Linked DNA regions of Homo sapiens: region 1 is linked to region 2. A link is an interaction called in ENCODE POLR2A ChIA-PET data of the cell type or tissue named here. Cell type or tissue: PC-3. All regions are shown on one strand. Each heading gives the region's core, and the rest is flanking DNA. Links, peaks and the distances in the headings are about the cores only.

The links. ChIA-PET counts read pairs that join two places held together with the same protein. Peaks named below come from ENCODE experiments on the same cell type or tissue, not always from the same donor. Only the 100,000 strongest peaks of a DNase experiment are listed, where the experiment ranks them.
Region 1: POLR2A ChIA-PET joins it to region 2 with 5 read pairs; 3 of 35 experiments call an interaction of 5 or more read pairs at or near these places.

The regions. Positions count from the first base shown.
Region 1 is chr17:71,895,783-71,906,021 of GRCh38, forward strand. No RefSeq gene overlaps it. Among named protein-coding and RNA genes, the nearest start is that of ROCR, 130 kb to the right of the region's middle. RefSeq lists an enhancer at 4,550-5,749. In PC-3, for the core only: no CTCF peak of the experiment used is centred there; DNase peaks (open chromatin) are centred at 3,779, 5,249 and 6,099; H3K4me3 peaks cover 1,032 bases; H3K27ac peaks cover 3,424 bases.
Region 2 is chr17:72,019,469-72,029,707 of GRCh38, forward strand. It overlaps ROCR (regulator of chondrogenesis RNA), which reads right to left and starts at 6,511. Exons shown (of 3, transcript NR_110876.1): 1 at 6,430-6,511; 2 at 4,685-4,836; 3 at 2,383-2,511. RefSeq lists enhancers at 1,021-1,090, 1,111-1,210. In PC-3, for the core only: no CTCF peak of the experiment used is centred there; no DNase peak of the experiment used is centred there.

The sequences.
Region 1 (10,239 bases), core at 3,194-8,193, 120 kb before region 2:
CTCCAAAAAAACTCGGACAATAGGGAAAATGAGAGAGTAGACACAAAAAACAAAATTGATAAATCACTTGAAAACTGTCCCCAAATTACCGGGGAACATTTTTTCTTTCAAGTTCATCCTTCTGAAGTATGAATTGCATCAATTTCTTCTCCAATTTCATGACACTTTCACCTGGATTCTTAAGAAATCTTTGCCATGTTCTAGTTTCCTCTAATATCCCTGTCTTCCATATTATCAAGTTATCATTCTGCAAACAAACATCTAATTATATTCATATCTTTTGTCTTTAGTGGTTCCCTATTCTCTATACCAGGGGTCCCCAATCCCCCGGGGCCGCACAGCAGGAGGTGACGGCAGGCAAGTGAGCATTACTGCCTAAGCTCCTCCTCCTCCTGTTAGATCAGTGGCCATCGGCATTAGATTCTCATAGGAGCACGAACCCTATTGTGAACCATGCATGGGAAGGATCTAAGTTGTGCGCTCCTTATGAGATCTAATGCCTAGTGGTGGAAAAATTATCATCCACGAAACCAGTTCTTGGTGCCAAAAAGGTCGGGGAGCCCTGCTCTGTAGTATGAAAGATGAAATTTTAAACACACGCTTTTCACAGACATTAGAATATTCACATGTTCCCACCGAGGCTATGGACATCCATGTCACTATTCCATTACACGGTCTATATGACTCTCCTTCCGGACGTTCTTCCATTTCTGGTATTGACAAAGTGTTACTTCTTCAAAGGCCAACCTGTTTGACCATTTGCTCTGTAAAGTCTTCCGTAAGCCTTCAAATAGAGATACTTCTTCCTCTCCTCTTTTCCTTGATGTTTGCCTATATGTATCCTATTGTAAACTCTTGTTATCTTAGCTATTAGTTTGGCTCCTGTAATATAAAGTAAGCTCAAGGTGAGCATAAACCGCATTTTTAGGTCCCAGTGTAAGACAAGGCATATAAAAGATATTCAATAAATATGATACATATCAGAGGAAAATGAACGAATTCATAAACAAATGCCTCATTCAGTGGCCCTAAAGAAAAACACACTTGGTTTGGAAAGTGTTAAAGAGTGGTTAATCCATATGTAATTCTGTGCATTTACATACATATGTAAAATAGTACAGTTCATGTAAAAACAAATGTACAGATACACATCAAATTCATTACTTTATATATTCTGTGGGCACATGCATGCAACTTGAATGTTTCAGTTTAAAAAAAAAAAAAGTGCCCCAAAGGTCTTTCAGAGTCAGGTCTTTCTGTGTTGTTTTGGTTTTCCTTTTTGATTTTCTAATCACTACTAGGGATTCAATGATAAGATATACCCCATTTTTTAGCTATCCTCCTTGGCTGAAAGACAGCTTAAAAAAATTTTTTTTTTTCCTATTAGGAGCAATTGCTGCTATGAAATCCTTGGGCTTTCTACATCCTTGTGCACATATGCATGTTTTTCTTTTCTTTTCCTTTTTCTTTTTTTTTTTTTCCTAGACAGAGTCTCGCTCTGTCACCAGACTGGAGTGCAGTGGTGCGACCTTGGCTCACTGCAACCTCCACCTCCTGTGTTCAAACGATTCTTCTGCCTCAGCCTCTTGAGTAGCTGGGACTACAGGCGTGTGCCACCACGCCCAGCTAATTTTTGTATTTTTTTAGTAGACACGGGGTTTCACCATGTTGGCCAGTCCGGTCTCGATCTCTTCACCTCGTGATGCGCCCGCCTCGGCCTCCCAAAGTGCTGGGATTACAGGTGTGAGCCAATGCGCCTGGCCATATGCATGTTTTTCTTAATGGCAACACCTGAGAAAAAGAGCTGCTAGTTCATAGGAAATGTCCATTTTAAATGTTAATAACTTCTACAAATTTACCCTACAAATTGGTTTACAAATGTAGCTACTTCAATCTTTCTACTCTTTCATACTCCCATTTTATGCTTCAATAAATTCTAATAGATAGCTTCTAAAAGTGTAGTTCCAGATTTTTTTCAATGAATGCTTATTAAACTTAACATCAAATTTTCCTAGTTTCATTGCTAACCTTTAGTTCTTCTATCTCATTAGTTTCTCTTGGATTCATCTTTCTTGTTGTTATATAACTTCTTATAATACCTTCAGAGTGTTTGCAGGAGTTTGTCTTATTACTCATATGTAGAAAGCTATCTTCCTTTCAAGCTCATGCTCGAATAATATCACTAGGTAGAGAATTATGGGCTAAAATAAATTTTCCTGTAGCATTTTAAAATTTAAATTTCTTCCAGCATTTAAAGTGCTTACTGTATTCTTCTGTCTAACATTGATGAGAACTCATATGTCAATATGATTTCTCTTCTATTATAGGTAATCTTTATTTTTTTCTTATCTGATAGCTTTTGGGATTTTTCTCTTGATTCTTTCTGTTCTAAAATTTTACTGCAATATGTCTAGATGAAATAGTAAAGATTGGTAAATAATTAAGAAACTTTCAAATATTTGGATGTTTTATATTAGATGAGTGTATGAATAACTAAATACATACTTACTAGCTATTATTTACTAATAGGTACAATATAAAAGGGCATAGAATAACAGCAGAATGGAGCTCTGATTTTAGCTTGGCACTAATAGGCTGTGACAACTATCTGGATTTGTAACCGCTCTAGGTATCACTGTCTTTGTGGGTGAAATGAGAGGGTTATAGGAAGTACCTCCAAGATGATTTTCAGTCATAAAATGTTGTGCTAGGGACTCTGAGTTTTTAGAAACTCTAAAGGTTTTTATGTGGTCATTTCTTTTTTCTCAAGACAATATGGAACCTAAACAATATCAGTGATGTTGCTGTTTGTTAGAGCTATTTCTTTGAAATGATTTCTAGAAATCAAACATCTCTTAACTCTCTTCTCTTGTGTCTCTTTCGCCAGCAGCTAAATGTATGATTTTTCTTAAGTACAATAGATAAAATCAGGAGAATACAGGAGTATAAAAATGTCGTTAAATGTTTCTTTTAATCTTAGAGCTGAAGTAAAAGGGAGTGTGTATAGGTGAGTGAATTAAAGGATTCCATATGAGATACTTTATATATTCAAACTTTTGCCAAAAGGATACTTAAAACATTCACAAAGGGAATTCTAAGAAGCCAAAAGATTTCTCCCTCCAAAAAGACACAGGACCCCATTGAATTAAAGCTTCCGACCTCTGAGTACCAGGCTGCCCCTGATTAAAAACAAATGGAACACGTGCTATGCAGCATAAGTTTACCTGATTTATGACTTGGAAAATTAAGTTACTATTACTTATGGGGCTTGGAAGCAAAGGCCCAATGCAATAGCTAATTGAGAGTAGAGAAGGGGTATATGCTGAAATTGGGAAAATATATTTTAGGGAATGGCTGAGTGAAGACATCAGGGTATGTAATTAAATGGCTTTTTAAAAAAAAGTCACACTCCCAACAACCTCTTATATCAAACAATTGGAATGTGTTAGTTTTATTAACTGGTCTTCTGCCATTAGCTCCATCAAGCTGGGTATTATAGAGTTCACTTTCTTCATTGCCTATAGTAAACATATTAAAACTTGCATTACCAGGTGTCTCGTAATAATGGAGTATTCGTTTAGGAGAAAAATTTGCGGTAGTTCTCCAATAATTAAAGGCAATTTGAAATGCAAGCAATTTCTGAGTCTTGGTAAACTACCCAAATGACTAGGTAGTTCCTAGGTTCTTCATAGTCATAACAGTATGTTTTGATGAGTTTTCTGATTCATCAAATGAATCACCATTTAATCTTAAGAAGAAATGTTATTTTCTTAGGAGTTAGGGATCAGGAAGTTCTGGTTATGAAAGGTCAAATGCGGGAAGACAGGAGAAGGAATAAGACTATGCACAGGGCCCTTGCTACCAACTCTCATTCCAGTGTAAGTCTACTTTCCAAGCCACTCAGAAAGTTGCATGGTAGGGAACTAAAAATCTCATTATTTCTTACAGTTGGGCTGTGACTATTTGAGTGATAAAATTGATGACATATGGAGGGAGTTTTTGTTTTTATTAGACGATCAATTATTCTAGACACATGGCTGTAATTTGTTCTAATAACTACTGAATGTTTTTGAAATTGAAGGGTGATGCTGTCTAATCATAATAAAAACTGATTTTGCTATCATTGAACTTAGTTACTGAGGAAATATGAATATATACTTATTTAATTACAGTGAAAGAAAATTTTGGCAATTGAGAGTTATTTTACTAATTAAGACACTAAAAGAATATTTCTCTAACCTAAATCTCTCTTTTAAAATTCATACACTTTATTCTATAGTCATGATTCTTGTCTAGGGATGATTTTGCCCTCCAGGAGACATTCAACAATGTCGGGAGACATTTTTGGTAGAGGCCAGGAACGCTGCTAGCGATCTTACAGTACACAAGACAGCCCCTAAGATAAAAACATTTGTCAACCCAAAATATTGGCAGTACCAAAGCTGAGAAACTCCAAAGGAACTTTTAACCATTCAGTATATAGTTCATTAACTCAATAACTGAAAAGTCACATAAATGCAAACTGATTACTATTACTCTAAATGGACTCCATTTTTAAAAATGCGATTTACATACAATTTTTCAGGAGCACATTATCGTTGAACATGAGATAGAGCTGTACAGATTTAAACCCAACAAACAACGCCAAAAGAAAACCCACTCACCATACCATCTGCTGCAGGGAGGAACTTGACCAAGGCCTGACCTGGCACTTTGCCCCCAGTAAGAACTCAATAAATGCTCGCTGAAAGAGTTTTTAAATAATCAATTATTTGTTCAAAATATAAGGATAGGCTTTCTTGAGAATGTCTATGCTTTCTTTTTAATAAAGATCTAAAATGCCCAACGGGAGAAAAATTCATTCCTAAAGAAACTAGATTTGTATCTTATTCAAATTTAAAATAAAATTATTTTTTAAAAATTGTTTGGTTTTAAGATTGTTGAGTTGGTTGAAACAGAAAGTAGCTCCATGGCTATTTTAATCACAGCTCTGGCTCTGTTTCCATAAAAAACACTGACTGTTTCCAGATATAAAAACATTTGCACGACCTCCAGAGGGACGTTCCAAAGTAGCTTTCTGCTGTCTGCAAGACAGGCTGTGCCCAGGGACCCACTTTTCTCTATCAATCTCTAGCAAGAATGAAGTCTTCACTTTAGCTCAGTAGCCTGGGGGAGAAAAGATGTTTCACACCCACTAATTAGGGGCTGTCAGGTAACCCAGGTGACCCCTGAGATGCCAAGGTAATGAATTGTTTGGTCACGCTTCCTGCCACTCTGACTCAGAGATGCTCACACACCAACCGCCCATCTATGAGTCTCTAACCTTTTGGAGGTTTTCCGATCATGAATTTTGAGGAGTAGGAGAAGCCAGAGAAACAGTGGCAAAGACAAAGAGATCCTGAAAGGCCTGGAACCAGAGAAATCAAGAGCCAGAGACAGCTGATTTGGGATGGAAGTTTCCAGCCTTTCACTGAAGTATCTCTCACACATGTATAAACACAAAAAGTGAAATGTCCTTAAGCAACAATCTATTAGTTTAGTGTATCTAGCTGTGTGTAAACATCTAGAAACCATGCATCCCATTTTCTTGCTCACCTGACTTAAAAAATTGGCTCCAGACTAGTATAAGCAATTTTTCTTTATGACAAAGGATTTAAAAAGATTATAAGAAATAAAGGTAGAATTAAATATTAGGATAACAAGGTTTGGAGTGGAAGTTAAAGATGTAACAACCCCTACATCCCTCCCTATCTATCTATCTATCTATCTATCTATCTATCTATCTATCATCTACCTACCTACCTACCTACATATCTACCTCCCTCCCTCCCTATTCCTAGTCTATAATGTAGAAAAAAAGTACACTAACATTTCTTCCCATGGGCAATGATACTAATATTGTATTTTTGGCAGTTTTATCTGTACTTGAAAATAAATTAATGGCTCCCCAATGAAAGTCAAGTGCAAGTTAAAGATGGAAAATAATTGTATTAAGAAAAATGCATCATGCGGACTTAGCGAATTTTTAAAAGATATTTTCACAAAAAACTACTGAACCTAACTTCACTTGTGAGTCACGGCATAGAGCACGGGGAAAGGTCAGTCAGTACTTATTTATCAAAAGTGAGTAAATAAGGTTGATGCCATGAGATGTTCAGTTGTTTGAAAAGTAAGAAATCCAGCCTAATGTCTGCTTGTGTAATGAGTTTAGCCATGTGAAATTGCTGAGTTTTTAGGCCAACAGTAAATATCAACAATTTTACAAAGTTTAGCTTTGTAGCATCGTTTTTTTAAAAAAAATTGTTAGACAACATTTTAAATCTCCCTTCTTACTTTCCAAATCATCTGTGAAAAGGAATCTTCAAAGCTAAATCCTATCTTCCCCTACTGTTGGCATGGAAGGAAATCTTAGAAATAATTTTCTCCTCCGTAGGCATCTAAAATGAATTTTATTTCAAGAAAGAACCAATTATTTCTAGATAAATTGGGATTATGTAGGAAATGGGCCTGTGGGTCCACAGCCATGTTGAGCAGAGTAGGCAGAGGGCAAGGAGAACAAGGAACGGCTAACACTCACAGAGCCAGACCTGATTCTCACTTTTTGACGCATATTTACTCATCTAAATCTCACAAGAAACCAAAAAAATGGTATCATTACTGGCCCCATTTTATGGATGTTGTAACAGAGGCACAAGCAAGTTAATTCTTCTAAGGTCACACATTAGTGGATATTGAGACAAGATTCAAACCTAGGCAGTCTAGTTTCAGAACATACGTACTTAACCCCGGCACTGTACTTTTCCCCAAACAATACCCTGTCCTCCTTCTATATCCCCTTCCTCTGAATTGCCTTTCTTTTTTTCACCTAACTCCATCTGGTGAATACATTTGCATGGGCTCGTACAATTATTCTTTGTCTCTTGCTGCTGCAATGACAGGTTGCTGACAATATGAACTGTGTCTGTCTCATTTGTTAAGGCGTCTTCTTCTGGGTCTAAATGTGGGAGATGCTAAATCATTAGTTGGTGGAGTAAATTATTGTGTGAATGAATGAATGGTGTATTCCACCCTAGGCTAAGGAACAAGGGAAGATTTAAAGCATCAAGTCATTAAATTGAAGCATAAGGTGCCAATCACAGGCAAGACACAACAAAAGGGATTGGGGGCCCTTTTGGGTCAGTCTCTGGGGTGAGTCTGCGGAGGGCACATTTTATACTCTGCCTTGGAATGAGCACATGACATCAAGCCAGTTGGGTCAAAAACGTGTTCCATTCTTGCCTGTGTGCCTGATCCTCACCACCAATACCAAGAGAGCAGCTTTACTTTTCAGCTGCTTCCCAGCAGAGCCAAAGCACTGAGTCATGCACACTCTCCTTCTGATGCATTTCCAAGAAGATTGTCCAATATTCAGATTTTGCCCTGTGGCCCCCAACCCAGAAAATTTCCCCATGCAATCCAAATGGCAAAAACAAGAATTGAACCTGTGCCTTGGTCCTGATTAGCACCAAAAGGTGGCCAAAGTTCTCACTGTGGAGAGTGGAAATACAAACAAGCAAGGTATTGCATAATTGAATGTGAAATGTTTTCATGAATTTAAATGAGAAGTATTTAAACAAATTTACACTTTTCTGGATTATGATTCTGACTGCTTACTGAAGTTGCAGAAAAAGGCCAGGAGCAGTGGCTTATTCCGGTAATCCCAGCCCTTTGGGAGGCTGAGGCAGAAGGACTGCCTAAGACCAGGAGTTCAAGACCAGCCTGGGCAACACAGCGAGATCCTAGCTGTACAGGAAATTTAAAAATTAGCTGGGTGTGGTGGTGTGCACCTGTTGGAGCCTGGGAGTTCAAGGTTGCAGTGAGCTGTGATCACACCACTGAATTTCAGCTTGGGTGACAGAGTTAAACCTTGTCTGTTAAAGAAAGAAAGGTGCAAAAAAGACAACAAGATAAATGTTAAACAAAATAGGACGATGGACAGCCAGGGCCCATGCAGACTCAGATGAACACATTCCTACAGATGTTTCTGTGGGAAGAGAGGAGAAGAACGTGGGTGTTTGTGCTCATTTTCACACAGCCCTTTCTTTATCCCCAAGAAAAAGAAATATTACATCTGGAGCATTTCTTATTCTTCTCTTGGTTCAGAGTAAGGATGCTTTCATGTGTACATGCACACACAAGCATATGAGGAAGTCGGGGCCTATTAAGTACGGAGACCCCATATGGTTCCTTCATACCTCCCCCTATTCCAGAGTTGAAGCAATCATGGAAATGGACGGAGTCCAGAGTTTATTCCTCAAACTACATGTTCAGTCTTGAGCTTTATTTCTTTTAACCAAAGAGTCGTTATAAGCAATAATTATGATAAAAGGGTAATTAGATACAGATTTAAGGATAAATCAGAAGAAAACACAGTGAATCCTCTGCAATTGAAGTCCACATGCACTAATTCAAATTTTACATATTTCAATTAAAAAATAATTCGTGCTGCTCTATCTCCAAAGCCCATTTCGGATGGCATACTGCCTGCCAGTGTTTGGAGAACTCTGCTACTGAGGGTGGTTAGGTGGGTGTATTAGTCAGTTCTCATGCTGCTAATGAAGACATACCCAAGACTGGGTAATTTATAAAGAAAAGAGGTTTAATGGACTCACAGTTCCACATGGTTAGAGAGGCCTCACAACCATGGCAGAAGGCAAAGGAGGAGCAAAGTCACATCTTGCATTGTGGCAAGCAAGAGAGAGCATGTGCAGGGGAACTCCCCTTAATAAAACCGTCAGATCTCGTGAGACTTACTATCCTGAGAACAGCAAGGGAAAGACCCACCCCCATGATTCAATTACCTCCCATCAGGCCCCTCCCATGACACATGGGAATTATGGGAGCTACAATTCAAGATGAGATTTGGGTGGGGACACAGCCAAACCCTATCAGTGGGTGTGGACCTTCTGCAGCTGTCACAGCATTTACCCCAGGAAAACGTGTGCCTGTGCATCGCTCTGTGTGTTCAGGTGGTTTTCATTTGTCAGTACACATTCTCATAGATTGCCTCTTTTCTCCTTAGGTACTGCTGGAGGATTGTTAGATATAAGCTAATTCCTTACTCAACCATCCATTGAGCCCGTTAGATCCCAAGCAAGCATGTCCTACTCTTAGGATACAAAGATGATTCAGGCAGGGTCCCTGTCCTCAATACTTCACAGTAAAATGGAGGAAACTAGGCCGGGTGCGGTGGCTCATGCCCATAATCCCAGCACTTTGGGAGGCCAAGGTGGGCGGATCATGAGGTCAGGAGATCAAGACCATCCTGGCCAACATAGTGAAACCCCGTCTCTATCAAAAATACAAAAATTAGCTGGGCATGGTGGCACGTATCTGTAATCCCAGCTACTCAGGAGGCTGAGGCAGGAGAATCACTTGAACCCAGGAGGCAGAGGTTGCAGTGAGCTGAGATCCCACCACTGCACTCCAGCCTGGTGACAGAGGGAGACTCCATCTCAAAAAAAAAAAAAAAAAAGGAGGAAACTAACCAGTTACAAAATATGATCAAGTCTGGCAAGTACTGCAATACAAATAAACATGGGATTGCATGGGAACACAAAGGGATGGGGACTGCAGAAGCTGGGTGGAGATTGACAGCCTTAGAGCCACAGGGGGTCTGAAACTTGTTTGGCCTGGATGCTGCATATCATATATATATACCTGAATTTGAAGACACTTAGGGCTTTGAACTCAACAATTTGCTGCAGTCCCCACCCTGCCTAATTGCCTTCATTTACTTGGGTGGCCATTGCTGGTGACAGAATGAGAAAACTTGTTGAGTTCACAAGGGAACGAAGAAGCAATGTCCAACTGGCTAACCCTAGGCTCTACGTTAGCCACAAGGAGGAAGGGACGGGACTTCAGAAGAGCAAACCTTCTGTGAAATGGAGTGTGAGTGTGAATGGGACCCACTGCTGGAAAAGTCACATGGAGTTCCATATTTCTGAGGAGGGACAGTGGAGAACACTTTAAAGAACCACTAAAAATTCACAGTAACTTTGGAAATTAATTATATATATAAATATAATTAACATATATATTTCTATTTATATATTATATAATTTAATATATTAATTACATATTTCTATTTAATATATTATATAATTTAATATATATTAAATAGAAATATGTAATTAATATATAATTAATATATTATGCATTAATTATCTATTAAATATTAACTTTATATCATATATTAAA
Region 2 (10,239 bases), core at 3,457-8,456:
TAACGAGTTAATACATGTAAAAATTTAAAAAGTGATTAAAGATCACCTGTGACAAAGAAAAGGTCGAGCATGTGTTGGCTATTTTGATGATGAAGAAAAGTATTGGGTTGGTACAAAAGTAACCGTGGTTTTGCCATTACCTTTTTTTTTTGAGACGGAGTCTCGCTCTGTCACCCAGGCTGAAATGCAGTGGCGTGATCTCGGCTCACTGCAACCTCCGCCTCCCAGGTTCAAGTGATTCTCCTGCCTCAGCCTCCCAAGTAGCTGGCACTACAGGCGCCCGCCACCACACCCAGCTAATTTTTTGTATTTTTAGTAGAGACGGCGTTTCACCATGTTAGCCAGGATGGTCTTGATCTCCTGACCTCGTGATCTGCCCACCTCGGTCTCTCAAAGTGCTGGGATTACAGGCATGAGCCACTGCACCTGGCCACTGTTACTTTTAATGGCAAATGTGATTACTTTTGCACCAACCTTATAAAGTTGAAAATGTGGGACCTCAGAAGCTTAGGACTGAAATTATCCATAGGAAGAATTGGGCTGAGATGAAATCCACATCAGCATAGCACAGAGAAAATGAGAAAAACAAAATGCCCTTGTTCATGTGGCTGTTCAATTCCCATCCTGTCTACACTCCACACTCTACCCTGGATGGATGACACACTGCTCCAAGTCCCTCAGGGTCATAAGGAAGATTGTGACCCAATCTGACATCTGGTCATGGAAAGCTGTGTTTCCTTCTTATTTTATAAAATGCATATGTTGGGGCGGGGGGAAGAAGACCAAGTTTGACCCCCTCCAATCCATGTAATAATAGCTAACATAAACTGAGCTTTTCTTATGTGCCAGGCACTGTGTTATATATATTGCACACATTTTCTAATTTCTTTCTCATACAGGGTGACGAAACATATCAGTTTGCTCACCACTGATGGGTTCCCTGGAACTTTGCTGTATTCGTGTGTTCTCATGCTGCTAATAAAGAAATACCCAAGACTGGGTAATTTACAAAGAAAAAGAGGTGTAATGGACTCACAGTTCCACATGGCTGGGGAGGTCTCACAATCATGGTGGAAGGCAAAACAGGAGCAAAGTCACTTCTCACATGGTGGCAGGCAAGAGAGATTGTGCCGGGGAAATCCCATTTATAAAGCCATCAGATCTCGTGAGATTTTCACTACCACAAGAACAGTATGGGGAAAAACACCCCCATGATTCAATCATCTCCACCTGGCCCCACCCTTGACACGTGGGGATGATTACAATTTAAGGTGAGATTTGGGTGGAGACACAGCCAAACCATATCACTGGCTATAACTGAGTGTCCTGGGCAAGCTGGGACTGCTGGTCACCCTCCATGAGGAAGGTGCTCAATTCCATTTTGCAAATGTAAAGAACTGAAGTGGGAGGAGTCCCAAGTCTGGACAGGCCAGTAGGGATTTTTCAACCTGTGCTTTTAAATCACTATAAGATACAAGCTAGGGAGAGCATCTTCCTATGGGAGAAAGTTGTAGCACATCAGTGAATGGGTTAAGTTAGCTGTTGCTTTCTCTTTTTTTAAACTTTTAGGTTCAAGGGTACATATGCAGGATAGGTAAACTTGTGTCACAGAAGTCTGATGTACAGATCATTTCATCACCCAGGTACTAAGCCTAGTACTCAGTAGTTATTTTTTCTGCTCTTCTCCCTCCTCCCACCTTCCACCCTCTAGTAGATCCCAGTGTCTGTTTGTGTTCATGAGTTCTCCTCATTTTTCTCCCACTTGTAAGTGATAACATGCAGTATTTGGTTTTCTGTTCCTGTGTTAGTTTACCAAGGATAATAGCCTCCAGTTCCATCCATGTTCCCGCAAAAAACATGATCCTGTTCTTTTTTATGGTTGTGCAGCATTCATGGTGTATATGTACCACATTTTCCTTATCCAATCTGTCATTGATCGATATTTAGGTTGATTCCCTATCTTTGCTATTGTGAATAGTGCTGCAGTGGGCAAAGGAAATGAAATGAAACTTTTCAAATGAAATGAACAGACATTTTTCAAAAAAAGGTATACATGCAGCCAACAAGCGTAACAAAAAAATGCTCAGCATCACTGATCATGAGATAAATGCAAATCTAAACCATAATGAGATACCATCTCACACAAGTCAAAATGGCTATTATAAAAAACTTTAAAAAAAACAGATGCTTGCAGGTTGCAGAGAAAAAGGAACACTTACACATTGTTGGCGGGAGTGTAAATTAGTTCATCCATTGTGGAAAGCAGTGTAATGATTCCCCAAAGAGCTAAAAACAGAACCATTCGACCCAACAATCCCATTGCTGGGTATATACTCAAAGGAATAGAAATCATTCTACCATAAAGACACATGTACACAAATGTTCATGGATGTTGCTTTCTTTATTACAAAGGGTTTCATATCCTCCTGGACTGAGTTTCTCTGTTGTTGATGCTGTTGGTGTTTGTCTGTTCTATGGTTGTTATACTTCTGTAGGATTTGGAGGCATAATCTGAAATGTTAAATAACAGACTTTTATTTTTCTAACTAGTGTCATTCTATCTTTGGAAGGAAAAAAAAAAAAAAAAGAAGAACAGTGACATTAGCATTAGCAACTCTGAAAGGATCAAGACCTGATCTTCATAGTCCTATTATTTTTTTTCTGTTTCCCTCTAAAAAGAAGTCTTAGCTCCAGTAACTTCCTAGGAATTACAATTTCAGAAGTGACCAGGGATTCTCAAAGGGCACTTTCTTAGCTTCCACATACCTTCCAAATGTATATCAAGGCTTCACATCACCTGTTATACTGCCTCTATAAAACAGGCTCACAGAGTGGGAAGCATGGCATTGAGTCGACCAAAGAAGTCATCATCTCAAGTTATAAGGAAGCTCAGGAAGAAAGGTTTCACGTGAACAAAGAATTTTCCAATCTCTTAAATAATTGTCCATGAATGGATTTACTTAAGCAAGAGCTTAAGTACACTTCAAAAGAAACCAGTGATTATAGCTGCAAGATGAACATTGCGTCAATAGAAGGGCCACTTGGGGACACTCTGAAATCCCAGGGCAAAACTGACTGTCTTGATTTGACAGAGGAATAGGGCCAATTGGGGGTTTAGGCTGATTCTGTTTTTTGTGAGTCATTTTGTCTGTGGACATGCCTTACAAACTAAAACAAATCCAAAAAATCCCTAGGTGTGAGATGATTAAAGTTTTAAATCTGGTCATTTGTAAATCACAAAAGCGCTGGATGAAAGCCATGCTGTTTGGAGGCTTTTGTTTTTCTTGTTAAAATCTTAGGGTTTGCTGAGCTTATAAAGACTCCTTGAATCAAATAAAAAGTGAGGGCTTTTGGAGAGAGTCATTCTCTTCAGTATCAGATGCATTTTAGTCTATAATTTTCCACTCTGGCTTATGTGGCTGTCTAGGCTTGATTCCATCAACTCATTTAATCTCCAATTTCATAAAAAAGCAAGCTTTCTGTTTATCTTTGTCCAACTGAGTGCAATCTGTGCTTTCTAGCTCTTCTAACAATCCCAACTTTTTGAATTTCGTATCAGAATGCCTGTGTGGCATGGTAAATCTAGGCTGTCCTTGACAGGTTGGAAACGGCATACTCCTGGTGAGGAAATCAAGTGACGGCTCCCAAAGACACTCACTTAACAAATCATAACCTAAAAACAGATCATCACTTTAATTTACTGTGATGAAGTGGGGGAGAGAAGTTAATACAAATCAATGCATAGCTATAAGTTTTCAAAAAAATAAATGGTGCAGTTTCCCCCACAAACACTTAATTTTCATATACAAGCTAGTTGCTGAATTAGGGAAAATTTAGCATTCGACACAAGCTCATCTGAAACCAACCAAAAACAGAAACTTGAACTGAATTTGCTTATTGCTACATCCCTCTATTTTGTAAAGCTGAGAAGACTGCTTATGCTTCAAGGAAAGTTTGATAAACAACCATCTGACCAACAGAAGCTTGACATTTTAGTATCATTTTAATATCATACCTAATCTGTATGTATAGGTCAGAGCTGGCCTACTGACCCATACATACAGATGAGATGCCTGAGTAAGACGATTGTCTTTTGTTACTATTCAAGGTCCTTGCTATGTGTATTAGGTTGGTGAAAAAGTCATTATGGTTTTAAATATAATTTTGGGATGAATTTATAAAGATGTATTCTACTTCAATGTATGCATTATTACACCAAACAGATTCCCAACATTCTATCAATCAATCATTCTTATGGTCACAAACATTTGCTTCCCAAAAATATTTATAAAATTCTGTTTGTCAGCCCCATCATATATATTTTGGATCTGTCCTATCTTACTACCTAGGAAACCAAAGCCCAAAAGAAGTACCAATTCTCTGTCTACCTACAAACACACACGTATACAGCACTAACTTGCAAATAAGAGTATGCTGGGAAAGAAAAGAGAGAAAGGATAGTCTACCACATGTCATGAAACAGACTTGCTTAATTTCACTCTTTATGGGGAATAAAGTGTTAAAAATAACCCAAACAGCTGAGATGAGAGGCAATACTTTTGGTTATTCATTTGTTTTTATTTCCAACTCCTCATCTGTTATACAACTTTGGCCTTTTAAAAATGAACTTATTTGTAAATAAGAATAATGAGTTGGCAACTGGATTCAGGTCTGGCCATTTTACCTGAGTGATGAAAAAATAAATGATGTAGCGGTCTGCGAAACCATCTGACTCCCCTTTGAAATCCTCTTGTTTCCTCCTGAGATTGTCTAATTATAGAGTAATGCTGGAAGTATTCTTCACTTGCAGATTAATTAGTTGATGCTTAAGTAGTTCTTTGAACATAAAAGGCAACATGTAAATCTAAGTGTAATCAATCATCCTCAAGCTAATGATCATTTAATTAGCGCTTTCTGCTAGTTTAACAGTCCATAAAGAAGAGGGCAATTTAGGGAAGGGTCTCCCACCATTGCAAAGAGGTAAGATGTAGCTATAACTAGAATGAAAAACAATGTTCAAAATGAAGGTTTTAACATTGGAAATAAATTGGAAATTGACTCTCCCTTCTTCTGGTGACTAACAGCCATGAGGGAACTGAAAATGAAGCTTATCTTTTAGTAGCATTTGCATATTTCCAGAATTAGGAATCACAGTTTAAATTGGGCTTATCTAATGTTTTGTGGCAAAACCAAATACTTGAGGTGATATTTACAGGGCAGAAAAAAAAGTTAACTCTGGAGTGTTTGTAAATATTATGAAGGCTTAACTTCCTGCATTCTTGGTAAAATGGTTTCCTAACTAGGAAGTCATGTTCAAGTTGAAAGTTATATGATAAAGCTAGTTGTTTTGTAAAATACTTGTATTAGACTTTCTTACATGATTTTCTAATTATTTCTGTATTAATTCCCCTATTTGATTATATACGCAAAGCCAGGTGCCTTGCCTATTTCCAGCCTTATTCAGCTAAGAGTCAGCGTTCATTAAGTGAGTGTATCAATGAACAAATAATAACTAGAAATATACCTACACAATTAACATGAGAAAATGTGGCTTTGGGTATAAAAATTATTCTTCTAACTTAAAACATATTACGTCAAAGAAAATGTAAACAGTTCTGTTTGTCAATTAAGTCCCCACTCTAATGCTGGGCCGTTAACACAAACATCATCACAAAGAGATCATCCAGCCAACACGCTCAAGTTACCCAGCACTGCAAGGAGCCGTACTGGTTTATCTAATCAATACCTGCATCACATGACTTTTTAAAGTCACAGTTTTCTCAACTATGAATTGGGGCAATTGCAACAGTTAAATGGAATGATCACAAAACCAAAGTAATTATTTAATAGGTGTCAGCATTATTAACATCAGTTGATTTTTCTTTTTACATAATTTTAACTCAACAGAGAAAAAAATTTAAAACCTTGCTGAAAATACGTGTAGCCCTACCCTGCATGGACAAGAATTTGCTTTGCCAACTGATAATTCAAGTAGCACAAAAGCAACGTTAGAGATCAGCACTGACACCTCATGTTAGTAAGAGGCACACACCTCAAACCTAAGCTTTCAGGGATGTTGTAAAATTCATCATTTAAAAAGAGATTTTTAAAAAGGCAATAGCAGTTATGAAGATATATATCACATTAGCTTTTTCTCAAAAGAAAAAAAAAGATGCAAAGAATTTAACTGTGAAATAAATAGTATAATTAGGGTAATAGTAATACTATTTAAAATTTTATTCAAAAAAAGAAACACTTCAACAATAGTAGTAGATGAGTGTCTCAAAGTACTCAGACGTCTACCCTGTTTTTCAGAAGCATGTTTTTCATGTTCCTATCAGAACTCATGGAAGAATTTCTACATGCAATTTCTTCAAAAAAATCTCCACATCTAAATCTGACAAGACAGAAGTTTTGGGCAATCCTTACCAAATAGGCTGGTCATACAGCAGCACGCATTTGACTGTATTCCAAAACATGTGTCTTAAAAGGCTCTACTGAAATGGTCCCTGCAGAAGATGAATGCACAGAATCTATATTAGACCCACAGGTAAAGCTTTGGATGCAAAAACCACATTCACCCTACAGTCTTTTGACAAAGGTTTTTCGTGACTTAGCCTCTGACTTCTCTTACTTCTTGAGCGGATTTAATACCATCGACTTCTACAGTGTATAAATAATCTTGGTCTATGCACCCAAAGTTATGTAAGACAGTAGAAAAGAACCTACCTCAATTTGAGTAAAACATCAGTTTTTAGAAAATCATGAATCTGTGTAAAGCAAGGCAGGAGAAAAGCAGATATTGCTAATACCAATAGATTAAAACTTACACTAAGAAAAAAAGCCACCACTTTGTAAATATTATATTGGATAAATCTGAAGTGGTGTCTAACACTATTCCTTGGCTCCTTTTCTGAATATGAATGCTTTCTGCATTTTCTTAAAATTATGAGAATTTTTGAAAACTCCAAAAACAGAACAAAATTTTTATCATTGCTGATTTATTCTCAAGCTTTCCCTCTTCTAAGAAAACAAAAGAGGAAAAATAAAAACAATATATAACAAATAAACAAACCTAAGCCATAGATGCTGAATTCTGCTACAGTTATCATTTTGTAGAAGGATGAGTAAAACAAGATAAAACACGTGAGTGTTCATTTACAGAAGTTACAAGCTTTATGAAATGCAAAGGAGCTGTATTTTACCACAGGAAGCCAAGTGAAATAGGGTGAAACAGAAGTCGATCATATTCAAATAATTAAAATACAAATACATTTCATGAAGACTCTGATTCCAGACCTCTGCTCTCACTGTCTTCCACCCCCTTTTATTGGAATCTCTGAAACCATTTTGCTTGGGGCAGAAAGTAGATTTTAGTATAGTAGGAAAAATGCCAAACATCCATGGCAACTTAGAATTTTTCCACTTTCTTTACATGTTCAATTGAGACCTTCATAAAATTATAAATGAAAGGATACATTATGAGCACTTTCTTTGAAGGGGAAAAAGAGGGTGGGGGGAGGCCTTGCCTGGAAGTAAAATTTTGGAGTCTATATCCTTCTTCTCTGCAGAACTCTTGGGAGCTTTCTCTGCCAACAGCAGGACCCCTAAAAAAAGCTTGCCTTTGCCTTCAGAATTCAAAAAAGTAGAACCACCAGTTGCTCCCCTGACCGTGGGTGAGACGTTGATCACTAGGTGGGGACTGGAAAGTCCTGGGCTCCACTTTCTTGTCCCTCAAGGACTGAGGTCAGTGTGTCTTGGCGCCTTATATCCACTCTCTCCATCCTCCCGCATTCCCTCCCCCTCAACCAGGGATTCACTCCTGTTTACACTGGGGAGACTGTAACTTCTGTTTCTTAACGTTTAAAAGAAGTTTAAAAGCTTATAAAAAGGCTCTTAAGATTTCTTGGACACCAATCACTTCTTACAGAACAATATTTTGATGAGTTAAGTGTAAATGAATCAGAAACCTATGTATTAAATTTCCCTTGACATGAACATCAATTTAAAATATTAATGGAAAAAATGCCCAGGGCTCGAAGTGTTGGGGGTTTTCTCAAACCCAAAATGCTTGAACGTGGAGTGGAAATCCATTCAGATCAACCAGATTTGCTGATCCTCCCTCTCAACCTCCCCTAGATTGTAATTACCGTGGAGGGAGTAGTATTTCCAGCTATTGACCATCTGGCTGGGGATAGATCACATTCCTGGTCATTATGCTTGCATCTCAGCAGAAGCCCAAGGCTGGGCTGAGGCTGTTGAGATGTCCAGCCGCTGTTCACAGAAGGCTGACCCTAAAAGCTGCCTTTTTTTTTTTTTTTTTGACCAAGGAAACTAAATAAACAATCACAGAAGATCATAAATCACTGACAAAGATATTTAGATTTGCAACAGCCCTCAAAAACAGAATGTGCCACAATTTATCCCTCAAAGATTAACTCAATCCTGGGTCCTATAATTGTGCATCCCATGACTTCTGATGATAAATGACACAAGGGTCAAAACTTGAGAATTGGTAGGTGTTTTTGTTTTGTTTTGTTTTAAATATTGACTCTGGGTCCAAGAAAACACCCAGAGGAACAGAAGCAACCCAAAATCCTGAAATCAGACTTGTTCCCTAAAATCATCACTCTCTCTATATATATTTATGTATATTTTTAATATATAATACATATGTATTTTATATATTATATATAAAATATATAAAATATATATTTTATATATTATGTATATATTTTTATATATATTATATATACATTTTTTTTTTTTTTTGGAGACAGAGTCTCACTCTGTTGCCCAGGCTGGAGTGCAGTGGTGCAATCTTGGCTCACTGCAACCTCTGCCTCCTGTGTTCAAGCGATACTTCTGCCTCAGCCTCCCCAGTAGCTGAGACTACAGGCACCCACCACCACGCCCAGCTGATTTTTTGTATTTTTAGTCGAGACGGGTTTTCACCGTGTTAGCCAGGATGGTCTCCATCTCCTGACCTCGTGATCTGCCTGCCTCGACCTCCCAAAGTGCTAGGTTTACAGGCGTGAGTCACCGTGCCCAGCCCTGTTTTTTTAAGTTGGTTTTTCATCTCTGTTTTGTTTTGTGAACGGATGACCACACACACTAGGTTGAGTGACAAAATAAGGAGATGGAACCAAGCGAAAGAGATGTCAAGCCTCTCCTCTTTGGTCACGTTAGCTAATCTGAACATTTGGGACCTGTGTCACAGATACTACAACTATGAACAATTGCTAACTTCTTGGTGAAACACAGCATGTGTCCAGCGCTTCAAAAGTATTATTGGGAGCATGTCTGCCTAATCTTCAACCCAACACTCATTCTAGTAACACACATGAAAGGGTTCTGTGAACTCTCATAAACTATCCCCACATAAACTGTTTTTACTATTATTTTCAAAAGTCATATCCCTCACCCGCTTAAGGACAGCTTAACAGTTCTCAGTGCTTTAGAAGATGCCCTTATTCATCTCTATCTCAGGAGGGGTGAGGACCCAAGAGTTCCCTTCTAATGGGATATTTTCCCTTGCTCATTCCTTCTCAGAGACACTCTCTCAAAGGTTTGGCAGGGTCTGGTGGTCAGGGAAGAGTGCATCTTTACAGAAACATACCTTTTAAAAACAGTGTTCAGCCTTGTCCTACTCAAGGCACATGCTGGATATATGTTTGTTGAATGGCTAAGTCAATGAGTGAAAGAATGAAAAAGCCATACCTCTTTTACAATAAATTTGCATAGACGAATGAAAAATTAAAAGACTGTCAGAGACAGGTACAGCACAAATTGCCCCCACCTCAACTAGCCATCCCTTCAACTCCAACCCCTCCCACCACAGAAGATGATTAGGGTTTTTTAGGAAAAAAAGAGAAGCTGTACAGCAATGACACACCCCAAAGACAGCACACTAAGATTCCTTTGCTTTATATTGTTTATAATGTTTAACCTCTCTGGTGGCCACCAGTTCTTAAAAGCTCCTAAGCATTTTCACAGAAAATATAAGAGGAAAACCAGCAATAGTAACAACGTCAATGGTGCCGGCAGACACAGAAAGACTCAGAAAAATATGGAGGCTCTAGGATGCCTGATAACAAGTCTCATTTCCTAAAATGAGATCTGGGGACTGGAGAAAGTGTTATCAACCAAGACAAGGAATAGGATAGACATCAGAAGTGCCCAATTCCAACACATTTTCTGAGACTCCTTTCCTAGGCAAACCTGATGAATGTGCAGACA